2 separate regions of the Homo sapiens genome follow, and region 2 is linked to region 1. Evidence: chromatin loops called from intact Hi-C (ENCODE). Cell type or tissue: K562. All regions are shown on one strand. Each heading gives the region's core, and the rest is flanking DNA. Links, peaks and the distances in the headings are about the cores only.

What was found. Peaks named below come from ENCODE experiments on the same cell type or tissue, not always from the same donor. Only the 100,000 strongest peaks of a DNase experiment are listed, where the experiment ranks them.
Region 2: a loop joins it to region 1, with 2.5 times the contacts of the local background. A loop is called at or near these places in 3 of 110 quality-filtered maps.

What each region holds. Positions count from the first base shown.
Region 1 is chr12:62,814,282-62,822,267 of GRCh38, forward strand. All of the region lies in intron 2 of PPM1H (protein phosphatase, Mg2+/Mn2+ dependent 1H), which reads right to left. Among named protein-coding and RNA genes, the nearest start is that of PPM1H, 120 kb to the right of the region's middle. In K562, for the core only: no CTCF peak of the experiment used is centred there; a DNase peak (open chromatin) is centred at 3,610.
Region 2 is chr12:62,910,152-62,918,137 of GRCh38, forward strand. The region is part of intron 1 of PPM1H (protein phosphatase, Mg2+/Mn2+ dependent 1H); the gene reads right to left. Among named protein-coding and RNA genes, the nearest start is that of PPM1H, 21 kb to the right of the region's middle. RefSeq lists a silencer at 3,798-4,092. In K562, for the core only: a CTCF peak has its summit at 4,681; DNase peaks (open chromatin) are centred at 3,960, 4,390 and 4,660.

The DNA of each region.
Region 1 (7,986 bases), core at 2,613-5,112:
TATTTTGCCCAAGCTAGTCTGGAACTCCTGGCCTCAAGCTATCCTCCCACGTTGGCCGCCCCAAGAAGCTAGGACTACAGGCATGTGCCACCACACCTGGCTAATTTTTAAATTTTTTGTAGAGAGGGTCTTGCTATGTTGCCCAGGCTGGGTCTCAAACTCCTGGCCTCAAGTGACCCTCCTGCCTTGGTCTCCCAATGCTGTGAAATTACAGGCATGAGCCACCACACCCTGCCAAAAAAATTGTTTTTAACTTACGATTTGGAGACTGTTAATTTAGAAATAGTTGTCTGAAGGGAAAAAGTGGTATCCTCCTGGTAGCATTCACAAGTCCTTAGCTTATTTAATATTATTCTTCCCTTTGCCACCCTAACTATTCAGGTATTTATACAACCGGTGGAGGGGCCATATCAACAGCAGGAAAGGCCTATCACAAATGTAGAAATCCCACTTTGAGTGACATCTCATCGTTGATTTTACAAAATGTCCTGTATGAGCACAGAATGCACTTTCTACCCCGTCTCTCCCACTACCAAAGAAAAGGGATTGATCACTTCCCCTTGGGGAAACAGAGTTGCCATATTTTTCTGTTTCCCCACTATATATGTGATTATATGGTTTGATTTCCACAAACTTTCTGGCCAGTTTTCCAGGAATCTCAGTGAAGATGATAATGCACAGTCCAGAGTATCTGCTATAGGCATTCCATCCACAGGGCTTTCAATGTCCAGTTTTCCATCTGATCCTCACAGTACCACAGTGAAAGGGAGAAGAATAAGCCAATGAGGAGGTAGAGATGAGAAAACATTTGAGTGACTTCATGAAAGACCTTCCTAGGGCTCACGTTCTATTGCTGTCCACATGGAGCCATGACCCTACAGCGTTGTTCGCTTTTTACCATACCTCTTTTTTTTTGACTAAATTGTTCGGATACTCTGCTCTGCAGTGGAGGAAAAAAATCCCTTAATTTCATATACTTTAATGAATATGCTGCTTCCTTCTCAGGATATGACAATATGAATTGCAGGTTTCTTTGGTTCAATTCCTCCAACATAATGAGGCAGTAAGGTGCAGGATAGGTTTAGTAAGTTTGACTTTTGTTTTTAAATGGCAATTTAGACCTGTCTTAAAACATTAATTTATAAAAGGAAGTACAAAGTTTATAACGGTTTTTGCTAAATTGCATTGTGATTTATTCTAGAATCAACTCGAGAATATTCTTAAACTATTAGTTTATACATCAACAACTTCTCCCTAAATTAGTTTATGGAAAAAACATAAGTACTGTGAAATAATACTGAAGTGCAGTTGCCAATCCACTATTAGAAACAACAACAACAATAGATAATATTTATTGAGCACCTACCCCATGCACTATTCTAAGCACTTTTCATATTTTAACTCACTTCACTCTAATAAGCCTATGAAATAGTACCTGTTATAACCAATTTACAGATGGGAAAATTGAGGTATGGAGAAGCCGACTGACTTGCACAAGATAACACATCTAGTAAGGGGCAGAGGCAGGATTCAAACTCAGGTATTCATGCTTATCCAATCAGAGGGCTTTTTTTTCTTCCCATGGTTTATGCAAATGATGGTCTTTCTATAATTTAGCAAGAAAATGGACTATAAAGAGAAGATGATAATTTCATTTTAGCTCTGTTTTTCATCTTAGTAACAGCTATTACAGTTTCTGAGTTGACAGGGGACACTGCTAACTAACTCCCATATCAAAAGAGAAATCATAATGGAAATGAGAAAATATTTAGTGTCAAATTTTATTGAAATTATACATGTCAACATTAGGAGTTATTCTTCCTTGATGTCTGACTTTCTCAAAGAGATTTTCCTGCTCCATGTCTCAACTGCTAATGGATACAGAGGCAGCATGGTGTAAGTCTAGACACTGAGGCCAGACTGCCTGGGTCGAATCAAGATCTACACTTTCTAGCTCTGTGCCTCAGCTTCCTCACCAGTTAAAAAAGGCAATAATAATACATATTTATGCACATATTACAGTTTGGGCACTCCTAATCCAAAAGTCTGGAAAATGCTCTGAAATCCAAAACTTTTGAGCACGGACGTGACATCACAAGTGGAGAATTCTACACCTGATCTCAGTGGGTCATGGTAGAAACACAGGCACACTACATTTGGTTTATTTAGCAACCCCATGGAGAAATAAGACTACCTTCAGACTATGTGTGTAAGCTGCATACAAAACACTAATGAATTCTGTGTTTAAACTTGGGTCTCATTCCCAAGATATCTCATTATGTATATGCAAATAGTCCAAAATCTGAAAAAATCTGAAATCCAAAACACTTCTGGTTTCAAACATTTTGGATAAGGGATACTTAGCCTATATAAGGTTAAATAAATTAATACCAGCAAGGCACTAAAATCGGCGTCTGGTACACGAGTGCTGAGTATTATTTATGGTTTTGGTTTTTTTTTTTAGAAGAAATGAAAGAAGAAAATAAAGTTTATTGCCCTTGACAATGTTCTTCCCACTTAAAGCTGTGGGAAGTCAGATTATAAGTGAAGCAAGAAGAAATTTCCATCTCAACATGATTTATTTTCCTTGCACCTTACATTTTGCCACAGTGGGAAACTATAGTGAAACCATGTTGTGTTCTCAGCTACTATGTACATTTTGGTCAAACCTGGTCTTCAGAGTAATCCAACACCCACCAATAAGGGGCCTTTAAAGGGATTCTAGCTGACATCAGCCTCCTCAATTCCTGGTTTTAAAATCATCCATCTTAATCACTGGCAAGAGTTCTATGTCCCTAGAACTAAAAGAGTTTTGAAAGAAACCACTGCATTACTAAAAAAAAAAAAAAAAAAAAGAAAAAAAAAAAAACTAAAAAAAAGAAAAAAAAAAAAAAAAACTGGCCAGGCGCAGTGGTTCATGCCTATTATCCCAGCACTTTGGGAGGCTGAGGCGGGCAGATCATAAGGTCAGGAGATCCAGACCATCCTGGCTAACACGGTGAAACCCCGTCTCTACTAAAAATACAAAAAATTAGCCGGGCGTGGTGGCGGGCGCCTGTAGTCCCAGCTACCCAGGAGGCTGAGGCAGGAGAATGGCGTGAACCTGGCAGGCGGAGCTTGCAGTGAGCCAAGATAGCGCCACTGCACTCCAGTCTGGACAACAGAGAGAGACCCTGTCTCAAAAAAAAACAAACAAACAAACAAAAAAAAAACTAAGAAGAAAAGAAAATTCTTATTTTCTTCACATGTGCAGAACAAGGAACAAAATTTTAGCATAATAAAATGAGATGAATAAAAGGCTGCTCCTATTGCATTTTTATAGCTGACATCATTGCAGGGAGCCAACTGCCTGATGAGGGCGAAATATTCCAAAGGGCTGCTGTTGTAGAACCAGAAGCAACCTTCATTTCATGTTTCGGGGGTGAAAGAGTACTTCTTACAAAAACAGATAAAAAGAATGGCAAAACCTCAGTTCGGAAAGTTGAAATAGTCCCTTTCTCATGTTCCTTTTGCCTTTCCCTGCCCCATTTTGATCCTATTTGCCTGGAGTTCCCACAGTGCTGCCCCGTCCTCTGCTGAGAAAGATAATCAGCTTTCCTCTCCCCTGCTGATGGTCTTGGCCGAGATGCTGACACAGCCATCTCCTGTTATTGTAATTAGACACTGAACTAGCAGATACTGAAACCACACACTTTGATGTGTTTTGGCTAAATTAAACAACACAAGGGTGCTCCTAAGGAAGTAGACTTGGAATGCATGTGTTCAGAAGTCTAGTCTCAAGCCAAAAACAATCTGTTCGAAATAGGGAGTCAGACGTGGGCAAAAAAATTTCCTGGTTATGGCCACAATACCCTAAATATTTCCCACCCACGCATCTTATGTAAGTACACGCACTTCTTAACACTAGGTTATGACATGCCTTTCAGAGTGATCTCTTTCTCCTTCCACAGAGAAGTCACTTGGTACCCTCCTCCTCTTATCTCATTCCTGGAATGACTAAATATTTGGGAACTAAGAAGAAAAAGCTCTTGGAAAAGCTGTGTTTTCACCTGAGTATGGCAATCAGTATGATAAATAAAGACTCTTTATAACCTTCCAAGTCAAAGGAAAGAAGAGCTAGCAATGGTGATTCATGTGCACAAATCTTGAGCTGGTTAATTAAAAAGCCTTCTGTGGGAATCAGGAGGCCATTGGGAATAAGGTATTGTCCTCAACAAGCTTACAGCAGCTTTCCTAAGAGACAGTCTCATGAAAGTGTCTTTTGGAAGTGCTAGAATTGTAGATTTCCTTCTTTCCTGGCCACCCATCCTGTTTCCAAATCAGTTCTCAGAGGTAGGCATGTCAAGAGGCTTGCACATTGCCAAAGAGTATCTATTTGCTATTTGCCAGACTGTGGGCTTATAGCTCTTCACATTAAGCTACCCAAAAATGATCCAGGCACAAGAAAAGTTCCACCTTCATTTGTCATTGAGAACGCCCTTCTCTACTATACTACATACCTGCTTCATCAAATATCTCAAAATGTTGCTTTTTCTTTTTCTTTTTTTTTTTTTTTTTGAGATGGAGTCTCACTCAGTTGCCCAGGCTGGAGTGCAGTGGTGTGATCTTGGCCCACTGTAACCTCCACCTCCTGGGTTCAAGCAATTCTCCTGCCTCAGACTCCCAAGAAGCTGGGAATACAGGCATATGCCACCAAGCCCAGCTAATTTTTTGTGTTTCAGTAGAGACGGGGTTTCACTGTTTTGCCCAGGCTAGTTGCGAACTCCTGAGCTCAGGGAATCCACCTTGCCTCGGCCTCCAAAAGTGCTGGGAGTACAGGCGTGAGCCACTGCGCCGGCCAAAACATTGCTTTTTTTTTTTTTTTTTTGAGATGGAGTCTCACTCTGTCGCCAGGCTGGAGTGCAGTGGCGTGATCTCAGCTCACTGCAACCTCTGCCCTCCAAGTTAAAGTGATTCTCCTGCCTCAGCCTCCCGAGTAACTGGCATTACAGGCGCCTGCCACTGCACCCGGCTAATTTTTTGTATTTTTAGTAAAGATGGGTTCACCTTCTTGGCCAGGCTTGTCTTGAACTCCTGAACTCATGATCCACCTGCCTCGGCCTCCCAAAGTGCTGGGATTACAGGCGTGAGCCACCGTACCTGGCCAAACATTGCTTTCTTAACCCCAAAGGAGAAATGTTTATTGTTTCTGTATTATAAGTTATATCACTAAACTCTTAATTAAAAGACAAAACAGAACAAAACCTAGATCCATTCAAGAGTGTTGGAGATGGAGACTAGAAAACTTCAACCACATCCCCTTACATTTCTTCAGGCTAAAATACTACAGTGCAGAACACCTTAAAACATTTAAATTTGTGTGCCTTTTAAGTTTGTTTTGTTGTTGTTGTTGTTGTTTTACTTATTTCAAACATTGCTTCTTTAGCTCCTGACTTTTTACTTATATGCAGATGAAACCCGAAATTAATTTGTATTTTATTTCTTTTAAGTCAGGTGCCACTGTCAAGAGCTCAAACACGAGTCGGTTCCAAGATGGCCGAATGGAAACAGCTCTGGTGTGCAGCTCCCAGTGGGATTGATGCAGAAGACAGTGATTTCTGCATTTCGAACTGAGGTACCTGGTTCATCTCATTGGGACTGGTTGGACAGTGAGTGCAGCCCAAAGAGGGCGAGCCGAAGCAGGGTGGGGCATTGCCTCACCTGGGAAGCGCAAGGGGTCGGGGAATTCCCTTTCCCAGCCAAGGGAATCCATGGCAGATTGTACCTGGAAAATCAGGACACTCCCGCCCAAATACTGCGCTTTTCCAATGGCCTTAGCAAATGGCACCTGGCTTAGCAGGTCCCACACCTAAGAAGCCTTGCTCACTGCTAGCGCAGCAGTCTGAGATCAACCGGTGAGGCAGCAGCCTAGTAGGGGGAGAGGCGTCTGCCACTGCTGAAGCTTGAGTAGGTAAACAAAGCGGCTGGGGAAGCTCGAACTGGGCAGAGCCCACCACAGCTCTGCAAGGCCTGCTGCCTCTGTAGACCCCACCTCTGAGGGCAGGGCGTAGATGAACAAAAGGCAGCAGAAACTTCTGCAACTTAAAAGTCCCTGTCTATGAAGAGAGTAGTGGTTCTCCCAGCACAGAGTTTGAGATCTGAGAATGGACAGACTGCCTCCTCAAGTGGGTCCCTGAACCCCGAGTAGCCTAACTGGGAGGCACCTCCCATTAGGGGCCGACTGACACCTCATACGGCTGGGTGCCCCTCTGAGACAAAGCTTCCAGAGGAACGATCAGGCAGCAACATTTGCCGTTCTGCAATATTGCGGTTCTGCAGCCTCCGCTGGTGATACCTAAGCAAATAGGGTCTGGAGTGGAACTCCAGGAAACTCCAACAGACCTGCAGCTGAGGAACCTGACTCTTAGAAGGAAAACTAACAAACAGAAAGGAATAGCATCAGCATCAACAAAAAGGACATCCACACCAACACCCCATCTGTAGGTCACTAGCATCAAAGACCAAAGGTAGATAAAACCACAAAGATGGGGAGGAACCAGAGCAGAAAAGCTGAAAATTCTAAAAACCAGAGCACCTCTTCTCCTCCAAAGGATCACAGCTCCTCTCCAGCAACGGAACAAAGCTGGATGGAGAATGACTTTGACAAGCTGACAGAAGTAGGCTTCAGGAGGTCGGTAATAACAAACTTCTCCAAGCTAAAGGAGGATGCTCGAACCCATTGCAAAGAAGCTAAAAACCTTGAAAAAAGATCAGATGAATGGCTAACTAGAATAAACAGTGTAGAGAAGACCTTAAATGACCTGATGGAGCTGAAAACCGTGGCAAGAGAACTACGTAACGCATGCACAAGCTTCGATAGCCAATTCGATCAAGTGGAAGAAAGGGTATCAGTGATGGAAGATCAAATTAATGAAACAAAGTGAGAGGAGAAGTTTAGAGAAAAAAAAGTAAAAAGAAATGAACAAAGCCTCCAAGAAATATGGGACTATGTGAAAGACCAAATCTACATTTGTTTGGTGTACCTGAAAGTGACAGGGAGAATGGAAACAAGTTGGAAAACACTCTGCCAGGATATGATCCAGGAGAACTTCCCCAGCCTAGCAAGGCAGGCCAACATTAAAATTCAGGAAATACAGAGACCACCACAAAGATACTCCTCAAGAAGAGCAACCCCAAGACACATTAATTGTCAGATTCACCAAGGTTGAAATGAAGGAAAAAATGTTAAGGGCAGCCAGAGAGAAAGGTCGGGTTACCTGCAAAGGGAAGCCCATCAAACTAACAGTGGATTTCTCGGCAGAAACTCTACAAGCCAGAAGAGAGTGGGGGCCAATATTCAACATTCTTAAAGAACCCAGAATTTCATATCCAGCCAAACTAAGCTTCATAAGTGAAGGAGAAATAAAATCCTTTACAGACAAGCAAATGCTGAGAGATTTTGTTACCACCAGGCCTGCCTTACAAGAGCTCCTGAAGGAAGCACTAAACATGGAAAGGAACAACTGGTACCAGCCACTGCAAAAACATGCCAAATTGTAAAGACCTTCGGTGCTAGGAAGAAACTGCATCAACTAATGGGCAAAATAACCAGCTAACATCCTAATGACAGGATCACATTCACACATATTAACCTTGAATGTGAATGGGCTAAATGCCCCAATTAAAAGACACAGACTGGCAAACTGGATAAAGAGTCAAGACCCATCAGTGTGCTGTATTCAGGAAACCCATCTCATGTGCAGAGACATACATAGGCTCAAAATAAAGGTATGCAGGAAGATCTACCAAGCAAATGGAAAGCAAAAAAAAAGCAGGGTTGCAATCCTAGTCTCTGATAAAACAGACTTTAAACCAAAGAAGATCAGAAGAGACAAAGAAGGCCATTACATAATGGTAAAGGGATCAATTCAACAAGAAGAGCTAACTGTCCTAAATATATATGCACCCAATACAGGAGCACCCAGATTCATAAAGCAAGTCCTTAGG
Region 2 (7,986 bases), core at 3,672-6,171, 97 kb after region 1:
CAGGTTGGAGAAAATGCAAAAGAATGAGTGTGGATGGAGCACAGGAGAGAGGGGAGGATGGAAGGGAATCAGAAAGAGACAAGACCATACGAGGTGCTGTGGGCCACATTATCAAATTGTGATTAAGTGAATACATTGGGATGCTTATGTCTATTTATATTAATCAGTTTAAGATGTGCCTATTCATATTCTTTTGTAGTTCAGGAAAAGTTTGAATAACCTAAAGATTATCAGTCCCTCAAAAGAACTTTTCAGTAACATAACCAGGGGCAGGTATTGGCAGGAGGGCATTCAAAGAGAGAAAGATACTAATTCTTTGGACATTTTCTCTATTTCTTTTTTTTTAATGAAGCAATATATTTAAGTCAATTGTATAAAAATAATTTAGCACATTGGATTCAGAAATCTGATGCCTGTGATGACAATTTTTAGAGAAAATTCCTTTTATGTCTATATCCTTTTGACTTATGGCACTTTATCCAGGCTAACACACCATGACTGAGAGAATTAGCTGACGAAGGAAGGGCTTAGCAGTTGCTTAGCGATATCTCTTGATAAGAAAAACGGTCACCACCTCCTGCCTGTCCCATGCATTAACAACTGTTATCTCCCTCTAGCAATACTCATTTTATCTGAAGAATCAGACCAAGCCATTGGAGCACCAGCCAGCAAATCTGAGGTATACAAAGCAGCTGCCCGCAAGGAAGCTTACTCTAGTTCAGAATACAAAGTACTCACAGGTGAACTGTTAAATAATAATGGAAGGTTTAAATAAAGATCCATGATAAAAACTAAAAAAATTATGTAAATATTTGAGCACCTACAATGTGGCAGGCTCCGCAAACTGGGAACAAAAACAAGAGAATGTGGGACAGAAAATCTCCAGTGGCCATGAAATCTCACCACCACTACCTACTTCCCAAGGCCTAGAAAGCAAATCAGCTAAAAACCTGAAAAGCTAGAAGTAATGTAAATTACTGGTATTCTTCAGGGGGTCTAATGATATCTGTATCAGATATGTGGTCCCTACACGGCACTCCAAAGTCTGAGTGGGGCTAGCAAAAATTGAGCAGAGTGGCACTGTGATCATCAGAAAGATATTTCCCCCAACAATATGACAAGATCTGAAATTATACGAGTTTGTCAAATTTTTAAACCCTACGATGTAAAAGTTCTCCTTAATGTCCCAAAAGGCAATTTTTACTTTAACACATTTTTAAATTAAAGGTAGAGCTCAAAACTGTTAGTTTTTCTTGCATATCAGATTTCCAAGAAATATGTTTGTTATCTTGTACAATTCATTTACTGACCTTAATTACCTAAATGTACGAGTCAGCATTACCTGACAAGTCCGTTTGGAGATCTTACAGTGTGTGAGGGCACCCATCCTCCAGTCCCCAGCTCCTCTTGAGCCTCATCTTTCAACCCCAGCATTTACTTATTTCTGAGTCTTTGCACATCAGTTTCTACTTTCAGAGAATGGGTTGGCTGATTCCTGCTAATCACTCATCCTTCAGGTCCTAGCTTTGCCTGTGCACTCTGCAAGGGCAGGCACCACGCTTTCCCTCTACTGCATGCCCATCATCTACTCCATCACCTGTCACAAAGTAGGACAGATGTCTAACAAATTTTGTTTGAAGAAATGAACCACTGTCATCTCCCCAAGAAAACTTCCCCCAAACCAGAACACTGGTTGGTTAGCCCTCTCATCCTGTCCCTCACACATGTGTACTCCAATGACACCCCTTATCGCCTGATCCTTAGGTTGCTTATCTCCTTTGCTAGATTTAATTCTCAAAGCCTCAGGTCTTGTCTTGGTTCTTGTTAAATCCCAGAGTCTTCACAACAGTTGGCAACATTTGCTGATATTCCTTATTAAATCTTTGAGGAACTCACCTGTTTCCCCCTTTCAATTAAAAAAGAAAAAGATGGCATCCATTTCACAATACTCTTGAGCCTACAACGCAAAAAAGTGGTGATTATATGAAAGGACTCTAATTAGAAATTCAGATAACATAGTGAAAAACTACTTATGAAGCTAACAACATTCATTTAGCAGAAAAAATTATTTCTTCACAGTCCCAACTTACTGCCTAGGACAGTAAAATCTAGAACCACCTTCATTCCCCAAACAACCATTAACTTTACTTTTCTAAGTACTGATAAAACTTGCGGGCTACATTATGGTGGCAGTAACAGATGTTTATTTTTCATTCACTCTACGCGTCCATTTCAGGTTGGCTCCGTGTCTCTTCTCTCAGGAAGGACAGGGCTTCCACAATCTGGAGGGTCACCCCTTGCTGAGGCAGAAGGAATAGGAGGGGAAGAGCAGTGTGCCCAGGAGGAGGAGACTTGAAGTTGAGAATTGGTGAGCAGCATCTTAATGGCCATCACACGAGATTTGGCAGAAATGTACAGAATGTACAAGAGTAGTTAACCTTCTACTATGATATCCCAGAAGGTAAGTCTGAATCAATATACAGACTCAATCTGTTTTTTGTTTTTCAAAGCTAATAAGACAAACGCAGGTATTAACTCACTACAGGGCAATTAACCAAAAAAAGAATCCACCACAATGTAATTGGACAAGGGAACATATCCATACTCCCAGAGTACCTACAAGAGAATTTTATTAACAGACTGACGTAGCTCTAGAAACTAAAAGCAGATTTGTTCCCCAGCTGTTCCTAGGTATTGACACAGTGAAGCCTCAGCATTATCCAACTGCTTCCACCTGGCACTGTCAAAAACCATTAGTTTGTAGATGATTCCACAGGCACGGAGTATCCACCATGTCCTTTACGGCTACTATAATTTATACTCACATTTTGAACAAATATAAATGCAGGCTCATGCAAAGCATATGGTATGGGCAGGCAGAGTGAAGGAAAGATCACAGCAGAAGGGACCCCATGGAGAGCTTAAGGGAGAAGCAAGGCTATAGGTAAATTCTTCAAGTTCCAAAGAAAGTGATATGGATAAAATTGTTAATGAAGATGGGGAAGAAAGGGAGGAAATGTTCTAGAAAGCTTGGGGAACATCAGTATTTAAGGGAGATTTGAGAAGAAAAGGGAATGTGGTGAGAAAACTAGAAAAAGAACCTGAAGGAGTCCCCAGAAGTTACAGGATAAAAGACTTCGTGGACTAGAGAGTGAGCAGCGACAATTACTGTTGCGGTGAGGATGTGGAAGATGCGCACATTTTCAAAGTGACCATCTGCACCTAGAAGGTCACTACAGGTGAGCGTTTTCCTAAGTAGCACTGAAGTGGAAGCAATGCATGGAGAGCACCCCACAGTTTCCCAGGCGCATCCTACTCTGCCCTTCCATGCACCCACACTCGCTTTCCTTTCCAGCTCTCCACTGTCTGGCTGGCTGCTTTATGGTTCAGCTCCTGACTCATGTCCTGGGGAAGCCTTCCTACAGTGGCTTGTTCGGCTGGATGGGACTCCTGCTAGACAACTTCAGGAAAAGAGGTTTGTCTTGTCTTTGTGTACTTGGCACCCAGACAAGTTTTTGACAAAGTAAGCATTCAATATACTGGTTTTTTGGGGGGTTCTTTTTTGGTGGGACAGAGCCTCACTCAGTTGTCCAGGCTGGCGTGCAGTGGTTTAATCTCGGCTCACTGCAACCTCCGCCTCCCGGGTTCAAGCGATTCTCCTGCCCCAGCCTCCTGAGTAGCTGGGATTATACGCATGCGCCACCATGCCTGGCTAACTTTGTATTTTTAGTAGAGATGGGATTTTACCATGTTGGCCAGGCTGGTCTCGAACTTCTGACCTCAAGTGACCCGCTGGCCTCAGCCTCCCAAAGTGCTGGGATTACAGGCGTGAGCAACCATGCCTGGCCCAATATACATTTCTATAAGGAAGGAAATAAAGGAGTGCTGTAGTTTGGTTTGTCCCCACCAAGTCTCAGGTTGAAATCTGATCCCCAATGTTGAAATTGGAGCCTAGTGGGAGGTGTTTGGGTCACGGAGTCAAATCTCTCAAGAATGGCTTGGTGCATCTTCATGGCAATGAGTGAGTTCTGACTCTATTAGTTCCTGAGAGCTGGTTGTTATAAGGAGCTTGGCACCTCCTTTCCTCTCTTGCCATGTGACCTCTGCACATGCTGGCTGTCCTTTGCCTTCAACCATGAGTGGAAGCAGCCAGAGGCTTTCGCCAGATGCCCAATCTTCCAGCCAGAAGAATCATGAGCCAAATAAATGTTTTTTCTTTAGAAATTACCTAGCCTTTGGTATTCCTTTACAGCAACACAAACTAAGACAAGGAGGGGAAGATTTTCTTAAAAAGGGAGCAATAGTACACACAGTAACTTGAAGGGGTGATGCAGCCTGGAAAAGGAAGTGTGTTGTTTTACCCAATAGCAATGACTTAGCACATCTGTGGGAGAGGGAAGGTGATGGAGGGTTAAAGACACAGGACGCTAGGACAACAAATGAAAGAAATGGAAGACACAAGCGTGCTGTGTGGAGTGTTAACATTTAGCCTTCTCCATTATCATTCAAGAGGAAGACAATACTGGAAGGTCTTCCAATGACAATTATATGCATCAGCCTAGAAGTGACACTTCATTTATGCTCAAATATACTGGCCAGAACGAGTCACATGGACTCATCTACCTACAAAGGGAGCAGAGAAGTGTAAGCCTCCCATGTGCCCACACGGAGAAAGAAGGGTATGCGCTAGATGTCGCTAACATCTCTCTTCCTTATTCCCAAACAGTCCCACAATCTATTAGCTTTACTATCTAGAAAGCCTCCAACAAGGCCTCTTCTCCAACTCACCATTGTACTTCACCCTTCATCTGTTTCACTCCCATATCTGCTACTTTTCCCAAACATAAACCTCATGTCATTCCCAATACTTGCTTACTAAAAAAAATTCTTTGTGGCTGCTCACTGCTTATGATGTAAATAAAGTTCCTTTTGATGACATACAAGGGCGTTCACAATCTTATGCAAACCTACCTCTTGAGCCCTGTCCCTGCCTCTATGCAGTTTTTGTTTTTTGTTGTTGTTGTTAAGAGTTAGTGCCTTCTGGACTCTTACTTGGATGATTTTTAACTGCAATGAGTTAGAAATCTCAGGACAAAAGAAACTTGGCTTAGGGTTTCAGTGGCTCTTTATTTCTTGGCATATGTGGTGAGTGCCTGCAGCGCCTGCAGCCCTCTGCCTCACGCGCGACCTTCAGGAGTTCTGCTGTCTGCTCCAGCACTGGCTCTGCTCCCTGCGTGGTTCAATCAGGAATGGTTGGAGGGCTTTGGGCACAGCTGCAGCAGAGTTTGTGCAGGAAACGTCCAGGTGATCAAACCAGCAAATGAGGGATTATTACCTTTTCTGTAGCAAAAATTGTGGTCCTTAGTGAATTCACCTGGGACCTCCATCCATGACAAATCCCAGGTTTTACCTGAGAAGGAAAGTCCCTCCCACTTCCCCTTCAATCCTGGATACATTGCATACAGGCGTACCCAAGAGCAGCCCAGCAAGAGTCCTAAATACAGAGGCATCATTCAGACATGATTGAAGGGAATCACCAATCCTACAGAGAGGTTCCAGAGGACATGCCTGGCAGACCTAAAGAGCAGTCAAATGTTACCAGCACCCACTCTTTCTGTAAGAAGGAAGAACCATTGTATGTCTAGTGTCAGGTGGTTCAGGCTCCACGTGGGGATTCTGACAGGCCTACAAATAGTCACAAAAGATTTTTCTAATTCCCAGAAATAGCCGCTTTCAAACCGTCATGACCTTCCTCATGCTGCTGTCTCCCTCATGTGCCTCCTCTACACAAAACCTGTTCTTCCAGGGTTCGAACAGTCAGTCAGCTTTGCTCACCCCTTCCCATTTTCTCCAAACTTAGAATTAACCAGCCTGTGCCCATTTGCTGGGTTCCCAGCACATGTGATCAATGCCTTCATCACAGTAGCTTATTATATTATAGTTATACACACAATGTCTCCCCTGCTAACTTGTGAGCCCCTTGAAAATAGAAAATATATTTTTTAACCTTCAGAGCCTTCCTTACACTCCATGAGGAGGTTTAATAAATGTTAGCTGACTGAAAACTGAGTTAACTGAATGGTTTTCTGTCAACCGAGCTGAAATAGTCTTAAGTTTTACTTGTAACTAATATGGCTTGCTAAATATGGGCATTGTTGATCATACATCATCTTCTTTAATAAACAATCTTAACTATCAAACCATTTAATAACATAACACAATCTAAACATCTTCTGTTTTGGTATCTGTCTCATAATATAGTCTGAAAAGTGTGAATGTTAGGTAGAGATGGTTCATCTTTAAGTCTATAAGTACCTAACCAATGATATTTACTGAATAGAATAAACTATTTAGATTCCTAACAGAGCTGCAAAACTGGCTTTACTGATGAGGTAAATCACTGCTTTGAGATATAGTAAAAATAAATATATCTCAGGAAAAGATATGTACTTAAGTGCAAACACCAAGAGTATTTTTTTTTTTGGTGACAAAAAAATTACTTGAGCATACTGTTTTAAATGAATTGTACTTAAATCAGAAGAACTCTACTATAGAAATGGATGCTGAAGCAGTTCTGGTATAAATGGAGTTACTGAAAAGTAATAAATCAATCCTTGAAGAATATTCAAAAGCACATTAGGGAGGAAGCTGATGTAGGCAGAGTCCCAGTCATTCATCCTTAGCCACTTAACCCTGATGACCTTCAAGGAGCTATTGATGCTAGCTGTCGGTCGCTTAACATCTGAAATGAACAGACCACTAGTTACCCTCTACTTAAAAAAAAAAAAAAAAGGTAGCATGTGAAAGTTCAACTTACAAAGAACCAATACTGATTAACAGTACCATTCTGAACATTATGAAAATGTCTTGCACTGACATAGGTCACAAAGCAAGCTTCCTGGTGCTTTTAAAATATAATTTGACTTATGTGAATTTTCAAAACCAAACCTCAAGCAAGCCTCTGCGTCCTTTACTCAGGTCAGAGATGCTGAGAGCAGTACAGTGACACGTGGCTGCAGGGCCACGTATAAGTACAAAGTATTGATTAAAATTACATCAAGTGCAGCTGCTTTCTGCGGCAATTTAACGGCCAAAGTGGGAGAACATTAGCTCTGTGCCAAGTGGCAGCACAATTCTGACAGCCATGTAGATGTCCTCAGGTCACCCACCTACAGACAACTTGGGGCTAAATGAAAAGGCTGAAATCAGATCTAGTTGTGATCTTCATTTCTTTTTTTCCTGGAAGGGTCAGTAAGAGCTTTCAATTTTACATTTTTTCAACTTTTAGTCGACCCTAATTAGATATCTACATACCTTACAAATTATAATTTGGCTGTAACAGAACCATGTCTCAAAATGGACATTCCAAAGTGGAAGGAAAAGCTTGTCATCACCACCATGATTTTGTTTGCTTCACTGATAAGATTTTGAAGCATATCCCCCTTCCAGGCAAATATTTCAAATCATCCTTTCTGGACAATATAGTAACATATCACATTACTTTAAAAGAATTAGGGGAGAAAAGCCTAAACATTTAGTCTCTTTTAATTCAGGATAGGCTACTGAAGTTTATTTTTATTTTTTGATTTTTTTTTCTGGAGACGATATTATAACCTGTGCTTGGTGCTCATTCTTCATGCTGTAAAGGGTGGGGAGAGCAGGATACTGTCCTCTAAGCAAGGGGATTAGTTTCCACTACACCATACTTGGTTTTTCGTGCTGTTAGATTTAGACATTTGTTTCATAAAATCAAATGTAACTAGATTTTCAATTCACTTCCACTTTTTGTTAAAATGCATATTCAGAGATTTTAAGATAAAGCAGACAAGGCAGATGAAAAAATGTTAATTTGTAATGTATACAAATATCCCACTGAAAAGTCAGTAGAAATTAAGAAGTACCCAACTTCTCTTATGACACTTACTCCCACAGCACTGTACAGCTGGGAAGGGCTAAGTCGATGACCTAACTTTATGAATATGCAAA